2 separate regions of the Mus musculus genome follow, and region 1 is linked to region 2. The links are chromatin loops, found by intact Hi-C in ENCODE. Cell type or tissue: heart. All regions are shown on one strand. Each heading gives the region's core, and the rest is flanking DNA. Links, peaks and the distances in the headings are about the cores only.

Evidence for each region. Hi-C counts contacts between places; a loop is a spot of excess contacts. Peaks named below come from ENCODE experiments on the same cell type or tissue, not always from the same donor. Only the 100,000 strongest peaks of a DNase experiment are listed, where the experiment ranks them.
Region 1: it touches region 2 in a loop (3-fold over the local background); 2 of 42 quality-filtered maps call a loop at or near these places.

Annotation. Positions count from the first base shown.
Region 1 is chr16:24,487,302-24,492,676 of GRCm38, reverse strand. All of the region lies in intron 3 of Lpp (LIM domain containing preferred translocation partner in lipoma), which reads right to left. Among named protein-coding and RNA genes, the nearest start is that of Gm24440, 84 kb to the right of the region's middle. In heart, for the core only: CTCF peaks have their summits at 2,596 and 4,642; DNase peaks (open chromatin) are centred at 1,726, 2,626 and 4,716; H3K27ac peaks cover 4,743 bases.
Region 2 is chr16:24,280,609-24,285,983 of GRCm38, reverse strand. All of the region lies in intron 2 of Gm38456 (a long non-coding RNA gene), which reads left to right. Among named protein-coding and RNA genes, the nearest start is that of Gm38456, 13 kb to the left of the region's middle. In heart, for the core only: a CTCF peak has its summit at 3,378; DNase peaks (open chromatin) are centred at 3,503 and 4,233; H3K27ac peaks cover 1,120 bases.

The sequences.
Region 1 (5,375 bases), core at 271-5,270, 210 kb before region 2:
GGAGCTGGAGCACAGTGTCACATGATCACAGCTGGAGCACAGTGCCACATGGACACAGTTAGAGAAGCATCAGCTGGTCACTGAGGAGATGAAACCCATGTCTACCTTCCACTGCCTGGATAAATTCAGCCTGAAGTTTCCCTAAAAGCAGCTTAGAAACTGCACTATTCTTCTCATGGGTACGCCTATGACAGAGGCTTTTGTCCCCAGCACTGGAGCAACGGCTTCCTGAGAGTATCCCTGTCACTGCAGTGTTATAAACAGCTATGATGGACTGGCCAGCAGCCCAGTAGTTTCCAAGATAGGCGAGTCTAGACTTAGGTATGAAGGCCTGAGGAATGCTGGGTATCGAACCTACTGAGAGAACTGTCCAGAGAAGGCCAACAAGGCTAACACTTAGCCCATGTGGGCCCATCTGCACAGATGCCAAGTTCTCAGGTTTGGGAGATGGACAGAGGCAAAAGACAGAAGGCAGGGCACAGTCACCAAGTCTCCACATGAAGCATTTAACACAGTGGCTTCTATAGTGGGTCCCATGGAGACAAACCAATGTGGACGGCCGACTTAGCCCAGGGTAGAAGCCAAGGAGATTTTTGTTAAGAGTTTTTAAAAATGGATCCCAGTGAGAGAAACAGAAAACACTGAGGCTAAAGGATTTATCAGCCCTATCACAACCAGTTGAAACCTTCAGAATAAGCAGCGTTGTTCAGGAAAAGGCCTTCTGTCTCTAGGCAGGACCCTAAAGGAAAGAGCCAAGCTGTATGAGGAGACATGTCTGACTCCTCAGATGCTTTGTGGAATACCAAGGGGAAATCTCTCATAGGTAGCCACAGTGTGCATGGGTTCTTCATTCCTCCTTCTATGTGCCAAAGTGGACATTATCAGCTCTAAGCAAGTGTGGCCGAAGGTCAGTCAGGACCCTTTAACCTGCCCAGTGACAGCAACAAAAAGTGCTACATAAGTGAGTCAGAAAATACTTGGGGAAGCACTACTCAGCTGGATGCATGAAGAGCCACCTACACTGCGACCACTGGAGCTGTCCTGACTTTCAGGACATGCAGAAGCCTGGGTTTTAAAAAGATGAGGGAGCCAGATAAATAAATAAACAGAAATCTCCCAGTGACTCATGGAAGCTATTAGTGAGAAAGTTATGCTCACAATAAAAACTTGATATTCTCCCTTCTCTCGCCTTCCGCCTCCCAGCCCAGAAGACACAAGCCCAAGAGGAAAAGAGGGTTCCAGGGACAGGTGCATGCTGACAGCCCCGTGAGAGCAGGGTGTTCTGTCTGTCACTGGGGAGGACGTTGACGGGGGAGTCATTGTTCCAGTTCTTTTGAGACTTTAATAAACAAGAGAGAGAAATAGCTCTCTTGTCCCAGCCCTGGTTTTATATCTGGTCCCATTTGGTTACGCATTTGGTAGTGAGCAGTTTGCTACACATCCAAGGGTTGCAAGCACCGCGGTCGCAGGCACCGCACAGCCTTTCCATCTACAAAACGTATCATCTGTCTGTGAGGCAGGAGGCCCAGCTGGAAAAAGCCAGTTCTGTGCGTTCAGCTAGAAAGCACCTTCTTGTGCTCGCTGTCAAAATAATTTTGTATTAAACTTCTGGGATATGTGACTAATGTGCTTGGAACCCTTTCGAGCGACTGGCTTATTTATTTAAGGGAGTGGAGGGCTGTGGCTGCAGCTGCTGGGGGTGGCTGGTGACAGAGAGAGAGAGGAGGGGGAAGAGGGCGGGAGAGGAGGACAACCACAAGGGCTTGCACTGGGTCAGATCCTAGGGCTCAGTGCAGCGCCAGGGGCCTTGCTGCCACACTTCATTATAGGAGCATGAGAAGGAGCTGAGCCAGGCAGAACAAGGAAAGGAAAGGCCTGTAAAGTCAGGCAGGCACACTGCCCAGAGGTACAGCTGCGTAACCGTTCCTAAAAAGACTGAAATACACAAAAAAAAAAAGGAAAACAGCATACACACACACACAGAGTAATCTTGCAACAGCCCTTCCCCAAATCCACTGTAACAGCTCTGCACAACTTCTAGAAGAAAGTCCCCAGCATTGTAGGAAGGCCCTGGAAAATTTGTTGATTGGAGGCAAATGCCTCACCCCCATGCCCATGCATTCCAGCCTGCCAGTCCCACGTCCCTCTACAAACCTTCATTCCCCTTCTATACTCTTTGGCTTAATTAGAAACTTCTCTTTCCTTTACCAAACTAACAGGCCACTCTCACTCACACAGAGCGCCCAGGTCTGTCACAGCACTGAAGACTCTGCAGCCAGCCTCCAGGGATGCTCAGCTGTAGAGTGATCACAGCTTCCCCCACCACTGAAAACCTTCCCCAAAAGCCAGTATCCAGAGGGCACACACAGCATGAGGTCCTTACAATGGGCATCCCCAAAAGTTCCCTCAAGGCCTGCATCCACATGCAAACATGTGCCCACAGGTGAGTTTCCTTCTTATATGCTCTTGGGCAAACCTTCAACAGTCAATGTTAAGAAACACAAAGAGCTAAAAAACAGTGCACACTGAAAGGCTATGAAACTAACTCCTGCCAAGCCTCTAACGTCAGCTCTTCAAAACAGTCCTGCTCTCTTCCCTGGAACCGGTTGTACCAGGCAGTGCTCCTCTTCTGGCTGCAACTGGACATGGCAAAGGACTGGCGCATTAACGGGGAGAGAGGATTGCAGCCAATAGGAAACAGATGAGCCAAACGCATACGTGCATCTAACACAACCTTTTTTAACCCAACGATAATTGCAGATTTACATCACCTGCTTATCCTGTGTATATCTGTCTGTCTGTCTATCTGTCTGTCTGTCTGTCTGTGTCTGAATCTCAGCAGCCACTAACTGGAATGAAGCTCAAGGGAAGGAAGAAGGCATGCAAGCCTGGGAAAGTGATCAGGACACAGAAACAACAAGGGAGCTGCCGCCTCAGCTCTGCCTTGCCAACCTCCTTCATTGAGGCATCTATGCAGAATTGTTGGCAAAGGAAGTTTCCAGAAAACCATTTTCACTTTCTCTCCACAAACTCCACCTCCCTACTCCACCTCAGACCCACTTCAGGTCACATTTTATGCCACTTAAGGGAAAAGGTTTCTTGAGGGAACAGCTTTATGGTCCAGAGGATATCCTAGTCTTGTTCCATTTCTCAGATGCCACAGCTCCCCTCTCCTCAGCCTGGCCTTGCTGTCATGACAGTGGTGCTCTTGCCCCAGATCCACCCTCTTCCTGACTCCAAAGCTCCTTACTCCTCTCTTCTCATCTCACGGCTCTCTCATGAACCAATGTTGTCTCCTATCATCATGCCTTCTTCAGAGGAAATCAACACCTACAAAGGGTAGCTCCTTATATTCATTCACTACTTGTCCAAGGACCCCACCACTAAGCCCCATTCCCCAGACACCACCACTAAGCCCCATTCCCCAGACCCCACCACTAAGCCCCACTCCCCAGGACCCAACCACTGAGCCCCATTCCCCAGCCCCTCTTCATACTTTTTATTTTGAGACAGGTTCTCATCAAATTATTCAGGATGACCTTGAACTTGCTCTATAGTCCATGCCGCTCTGAAGTTGCCATCCTCCACCTCTGCCTTGGGGTTACAGACCTGCACTAGCTCCTTCTTTTTCAATGAAGGATCATAAGTACTACTAATATGCACCTTACCTTCTATGGCCCCTAAACCCTAGGAGGACAGAGTGAACACGCCCATCAGAAACTCTGTAGTAATGTCCACAGTGACCCGCACAGACACTACATGCAGACTTCAACTAGCTCAGAGAATTATGAAAAGCTGTCACACAGTAGACACCCCTCACACACAGAGAAGTCTATTAAAGGAATGAACAATATATAAATGAAGATTAAATGCATGAAAATTCATAGCATGGCTAATGAATAGGTAAAACCTAGCAGGCAGAAACCCAGGAAAGCAAATAAGTTCAGAGATGAAGGCCACAGCTGAGAGGGCCAGAAGCCTGGCACAAGGAAAAGTGCTATCAGTCACAGATTAGAAAAGGATTTAAGAAGCTAACAGCAGTTCCTATGCAGTAGATTGTAATCGTCTAAGGCCTATGTGCAGATCAGCTCATCTATACCTTCTTAAAATTTGATTTCCTTTTCACAACTAGGAAAATGGAACCCAGGTGGTGTGGTGTCGCCAGCAGGTAAGATGTGTGTTGGCTCTGGAGAATGCTACTAAAAAAAAAAAAAAAAAAAAACTAGCTCTTATGATTCCTCTGTAGATGTCCTGAGTTTATTAGGAGGCAAGAGTAGAGGTGATTCTGTCCCAGGAGCATCAGGAAGCTAAAGTGCTGGGAGCAGAATAGGATCAGCTTTTAGGAGAATTAACAATTCAGGGTTTATGTTTAAAGCTAACTGGTGGGGGGTTGCAGCCTAAACGGTAAACAGACCCCAGCACCACCCCCTCACCTCCCACAGGCAGAAAACACCCGTGCACTGTTATGCACTTAGTCCAACAGCACATGTGCTAATTTTTTTCTGTGTACACTCAGACTCAGAAATTGGATTTTTTTTTTTTTTTGAATAGTTTGTTCCCATCTGGTTTCCGGGCCAAGGATTCCATGGAATCTGCCATGGGGGAACAGCAAGGCTTCAGCCAGGAGTGAATGCACTCTCAGTCTGGCCAGAACACTCGAGAGGCAGCATTGTACATGTACTGAATAGTCACAAAAATAGCTCAGCTAAAGGACATAGAGAAATAGCCTGCACTCTGAGAACCCCCTCTGCCACTGCTTCTATGACCTAGTAAGGAGGTGTCACTGGAGAATGGGGACTGAGTGGGTCTGGAACGGAGCCCAGCTGCCACTTCCGGTTTTAATGTGGCCTTTGCTGTAAGCTAGAGCTCAGCCTTCTTATTTATGAAATGCGGCTGACTCGCACCCAGCACAATCTTCCCTGCCTGTGTAGACCGTGTGAGTGTGACAAGATGTGTATGAGTGTGTGACTGTGTGAGAATGTGTGTGCATATGTGTATCTAAGCGTGTACGTGTGAGTGTGTGCATGAGTGTATGTATGTGTGTGGATATGTATGTCTGAATGCATGAGCATGTGTGTGAGACTATACGTCTGTGAGTGTGTGTATGTGAGCAAATGTGTTTCTAAGAGTGAGAAGATGTGTTTGAGTGTGTGTGTAAGTATATGTGAGTGAGTGTGTGAGCATGTGTGTGTTTGTATATTTGAGTGTATGCATGTCTGAGCGTGTGACCGTGTCTATGAGTTTGTGAATATGAGTGTGTGTGTGTGTGTGTGTGTGTGTGAACATATGTGTCTGAGTGTGTGAGCATGTGTCTTTGAGTGTGTCTGAGTATATGTGTATATGAGTATAAGTGTATGTGTACGTGTGTGCATGTG
Region 2 (5,375 bases), core at 301-5,300:
GAAGCTCTACCTACTATGAAATTGAATTAAATTTAATCTTTACTGGAAATATAGGGGTAGGAGGTATGGCTGTTTCAATATTCTAGACCAGCGGTTCTCAACCTCTGGGTTGTGGGGGTTGCAAGGATGGCATATCAGATATCGTGCATCTCAGATATTTACACTAAGATTCATAACAGTAGCAAATTTACAATTACGAAGTAGCAGCAACATTATTTTATGGTTGAGGGTCACTACAACATGAGGAACTGTATTAAAAGATCTCAGCATTAGGAAGGTTGAGAACTGTTGCTCTAGACCTAAATACTCTTTAATCTTCATTTCTCCAAGATAAAAGCAGGAATGGCACGTGCTTTCCCTACTTTCGAGAACCAAACCATAACTTATGAGTCGCTGACAGGGTTGAAGAGATAGATGTAAATTCTGTTTCCTCTCCTTCACACACTGCTGTTTGACCAAAACTAAGGGAGTTGCTGAAGGAGTTGGCAACCTGAATTCTCCCCCAGGATCTAGGTTCTGATGGATAATTTTATACACAGTAGTCTTTCTTGGACTTTGATTTACTCAGTTTCAATTTAATTCATTCTTAAGGCTTTAGTCACCCTTAGGCCTCAGGGGTTCTTTAAAAGAATCTGCTTTGGGCGTCACAGTCAAGGAAGAAGAAAGAATTTTCTAGGTGGAAGGGCCCTGCATAAAGCCAGTGTATATCAGTGAATTAAGTGTCTTCCCATGAACACAATCAGGGGATCTTTTTTTTTTTTTTTAATTTTCTCTATGTCTTAAAAAAACTAATATGAGATTAACAGTCACTTATTACAAAAAAGGTAGATGTGTCTTGTTACATGCAGAGTTTTTAAAAGTTAGACTTTGTACTTAATGATGAAGAACAGTGTTCAGACAATCAATAGTCATTAAAAGTAGCTAAGGGGACACTGATGGAACTGAGATTTTCTTTTTTTGAGGTCATTTTGCTGTTATGACAGTGCAGGCTGAAACAGTGATCAGTATAATGTGTGGACTCATTTTCTTGTGACGGCCCTAGAGAGAACCATTTTGGTGTGATTACTAATAATATAATTTTGTGTTCACAAGGGTGTTTCTGCAATGACAATAGATTACTCAGTTGTCCTAAATGGAAATATTGTTTTGTCTGGATTCTTCATTTTATTATTTTGGTTTTTATTTTTTATCTTTACTTTACTTTTTGAGAAATGATGGTCCATAGAAGAGAAATGACTTCCCAATCCACTCAGAACCCGACCAGCTGCCAAAGTCCTTGTCTTTGTACCTGGGAAGGAAGGAGAGGGGACCATAGTGAGAGGATGGTTCCCTTCTCTTCTCCTCTCCTCTCCTCTCCTCTCCTCTCCTCTCCTCTCCTCTCCTCTCCTCTCCTCTCCTCTCCTCTCCTCTCCTCTCCTCTCCTCTCCTCTCCTCTCCTCTCCTCTCCTCTTCTCTTCTCTTCTCTTCTCTTCTCTTCTCTTCTCTCCCATGAAGTAATTCCTCAGCAGGAGCCAGTCCTCACCCCCATCCTTCTTGATTTCCTGGAAAGTTATCAGTAATGGCTTAGTGCCAGTGGCTATGACAGAGATGGGGTGTGAACATTACCGGAACCTAGAGAAGAAAGCATTTCGTGTTTTTTTTTTTTTCTGTAGTCAAGAGAACAAGCCCAGAGGGAGCCACACCATCTATTAATGTAATTAGGTCTTGTTTGCACTTCCTTAGCCAGGACCAGCGTTGACTTAACTCACTACCTTTGGAGGTAAATGATGGAGGTATCGTCATTAACCTTATCCAGCTGAGAAAACAAGTTCCTTTCAGATGATTGACTTGGTTTAGGCTCCCCACCTAAGCATCAGTAATGAGACTAAAGCTTAGTCTTACATTTCCTTGCTTAGCATCCCCTATATCTCTTATTTCCTGCAGTCTGCTTTGAGGCATTTCCAGTGCACAGTCCCCATAAGAAATGTCTTCTTGACATTCAAGCAACTACATTCTGATGTTAGAACCCACGGTAGATTTATCTTCCCTTGGCTCTGTGGATAGTGGTATTAGAATATAGTTCATGATCAACCAGAGACTATTCTACAAACACCACCACCATGTAATGAGTGTATGGATGAAGGATAGGGTATTTTATCAGGAGAGAAGACTTTTGCCTTTAAAATAGTTTCTGGGATGTGAAGAGTAAGAATGGGCTGTGCACAGCAGCTAACTGTGCAGTGCTTGCAAATCACTGACCTGTGACTTGCAGAATCCTATTTTAGAAAGATTTGTACTGTTAAACTGAAGTTCCTTATTTGGAACTCACAGCATCCCTGAGCAGTAAGAATCCATCTCTTGACAAGATATGTAGGTTCATCCATTATCATAGATGCAGAATGGATGCAGGGTCAGGAACCCCAGAGAAGGTCTCAAACTGTAGCTGACCCATGAGTAAAGCACTTTTCCAAAGGGGGAGGGTGTTCAATGTTCTTAAATGACAAATTTGTGATGGCATTAATTAGTGTGCCGAAACTTCTAAAGCCACTAACTAGATCTTCTTGTTTTTTTCTGTGAGTGCTGTGGTAACCTAGTGTGTGTATACAGAAGTGGGGCAGGCAACTTAGAAACCCTTTATCGATATGCTGTGCTATCATATGACAACCTTGGGCTCCACGGTGTAAATGAGGGGCTAGGTGCCTTCCAGCCTTCAAGAGATACAGGTTGCCCTTTCCCTGGAGTTTGCAGTCACTCTACATTTCAGAATACGGAACTGGTGAGATGGGACAAAGGTCGTGAGAATCTGAGGTGAGAGCATCCCAGCACATCATGTTATATGAAAGTGTCCTTCATGATGCTGCCCACTGGTGCACAAAACGTAATATTTTACAAAATATTTGCACAACCACTGTGTCTTTTGGTATGTTGGGCATTCAGATACGGGCCTTTAATGAAGTACTATGAAAAACTGCAAGGGGGTACCTGCAAATATTGGGAAGACAAAGCGAAAGGACCCACCCCTGTCCCCCATGAGGAGGAGAGAGAAACCTCCATGGAGTAGAGGCCACTCTGACGCGTAAGTGGATAAATCACGCACCGGAAGCACAAACCTAAGAGGATAGAGGCTGTGGAGGAATCAGGTCTTTTGGGTAATAAACGTCAAGTTTATCAAGTCGTGATGTCCAGGCTGTGAGCTAACTGGTTTCGAATACAGTGCAAAAAAAAAAAAAGACCCTAGGCCATTCGATACTCATTTTCCAGGAGAGGAAGTAGGCTCTAGAAGTCAGGACCTTTGCTAAAGTCACGCTTGTATGTAAGGTAACCCCAGGGCAGTCGGGAGCTCAGCATAGAAGCTGTTTTTTGCTACCCTGTGCTGCCTCCAGCAGGCCTGAGCCACCGCCTTCCTTGCGTGGGAGAGGCCTCCAAGCTGTTTTTCCTGAGCCAGTGGGGCTGGCTCTGGCAGAGAGTGGAAGTGGGTGGGGTGGGGGCTGTGAAGCAGAGGAGGGGCCTAACAACAAGGGCTACATTCAAGGCCTGCACTGGAGCCGATGGAGGAGAATGGAAAGCTACAGTCTCTTGGAGCCGTCCAGCCTTGGCAAGGCAGCAGGGGCCTTATAAGGAAATGTTGTTCCTTCTCAGCCAGTGGGACTGGGATAGAGCCCTAGGCTTTCAGGACAGAGCTGCCCTTGTGGCGGGAGGCTGGGGGTGCCACCCTCCAAAGCTCTCAATGGGCCACTTCTGCAGGCTCAGCATTCCCTCTCAGCCTGGGGAGCTGCAGCCCCTATTCCCCATACCCACCCACTCCTTAGTGCCCAGCGCTGATTGGAGGAAAGAGGAATAAAACAAACAAACAAAACAAAGACTTGGCAAGGTCCCTGGCCTCCTTGCTTTTTGACACTGAATTACCCAGAAAACGGATTGAAATCAAACTCTATCTTTTCCCTGATGGATGCACAAGTAAAGGGATCCCTCGTTGACCTGCTGGCCTCTCCAGCACCTTGTCTCTCTGTGAACACAAGAATTAGCACCTGGCTTAGTCTGGTGCAGAAGGGCAGGAGGCTGAGATGCGGCAGGATGGAGCCTTATGCCCCGAGTGAATCTACCTTTTTCCATCTCCCACAGGAAAGCAGGAGGCTTTGGAACCCACAGGAGAAGGTGATTTTCCTCAGCTGCCTCACCTGGGCCAGGCAGGCCGGTGGGCCTTCGAGAGTCAGAAGTGTATAGAGGAAAAACACAGACTCCCCAGACACAGAACTGACTCTTGTTGGGAAACAACAGTAAGCATTACTCAGCCCCTGGAAAGAGGCCTTTTCTGCAGCCAGGCAAGGGAAGCCCAAGAAGACCTCACTCAACTTGATATTGAACTTGCCAGGGGTGTTGAAGCAGAAAAGATGTTTAATGTGGCCTTTTGCTTTGATCGTTCAGACAGGCAGAGACCCATGAAATCCTGGAGCTAAGAGACTTTGAAATATCCCACTCTCTTCCTAATGCTCCGATTCCCTTCCCAGCCTCCTTATTAGGGCACCACAGCCAACAGCCAGCATGTGCGTCTGTGACCATGCTCTCTGGCCTTCAAGAAGACTGTCTAGTATCTAAAGATCACCCCTCTTCCCCTCACCCAGAGTGCCAGTCATTGTGTACAGAGCAAAGCTATGAGAAGCATACAGGAGACACACCGATAAGACTTCAAACCCTAGTGAAAACACAGGGTTTTGAAGTGGAAAAGTCCTCTTGACCACACTAAAGTCTTAGTCAGGGTTTCTGTTGCTGTTTTAAAACACCATTGACCAAAGTCAATTTGGGGAGAAAGGATTTACTTTATCTCATACTTCTAGATCAGAGTTTATCACTCAAGGAAGTCAGGGCAAGAACTTGAGGCAGGAACCTAGAGGCAGGAGCTAATCCTTGGAGGAATGCTGCTTGCTTCCCATAGTTTGTGAAACCTATATTCTTATAGACTTGGGACCACCAGCTCCAGGGTTACCACCACAGTGAGCTGGGCCCTTCCCACATTCATCATCAACCAAGAAAATGTCCCATAAGCTTGCCCACAGGATAATCTGATAGAAGCATTTTCTCTGTTGAGGTTCCCTCCATCTTCCCAAATTACTCTGGCTTGTGTCACGTTGACGTAAAAATTGCTGGCACACTAGATGTTCAGAAGAATCTGTGAGTATAGGTGCTATAGACAAGATTATGTTTGGGGTGAAACAAAAGGTAAGATTTCTAAAGTGTCCTTTTGAGAGAGTGGAAAGAGTGAATGTAGTTTCTAGAGGAAGAAACCAACTTGGGCAAGACTCAGTTGAAGGGAATTTTGGGCTCTGACGGTGCCTACGGGGAGATAGGCAGGTTAGATACAAGAGGGAAGGAAGGGCTTACAGTTGAAAAATAGGCAA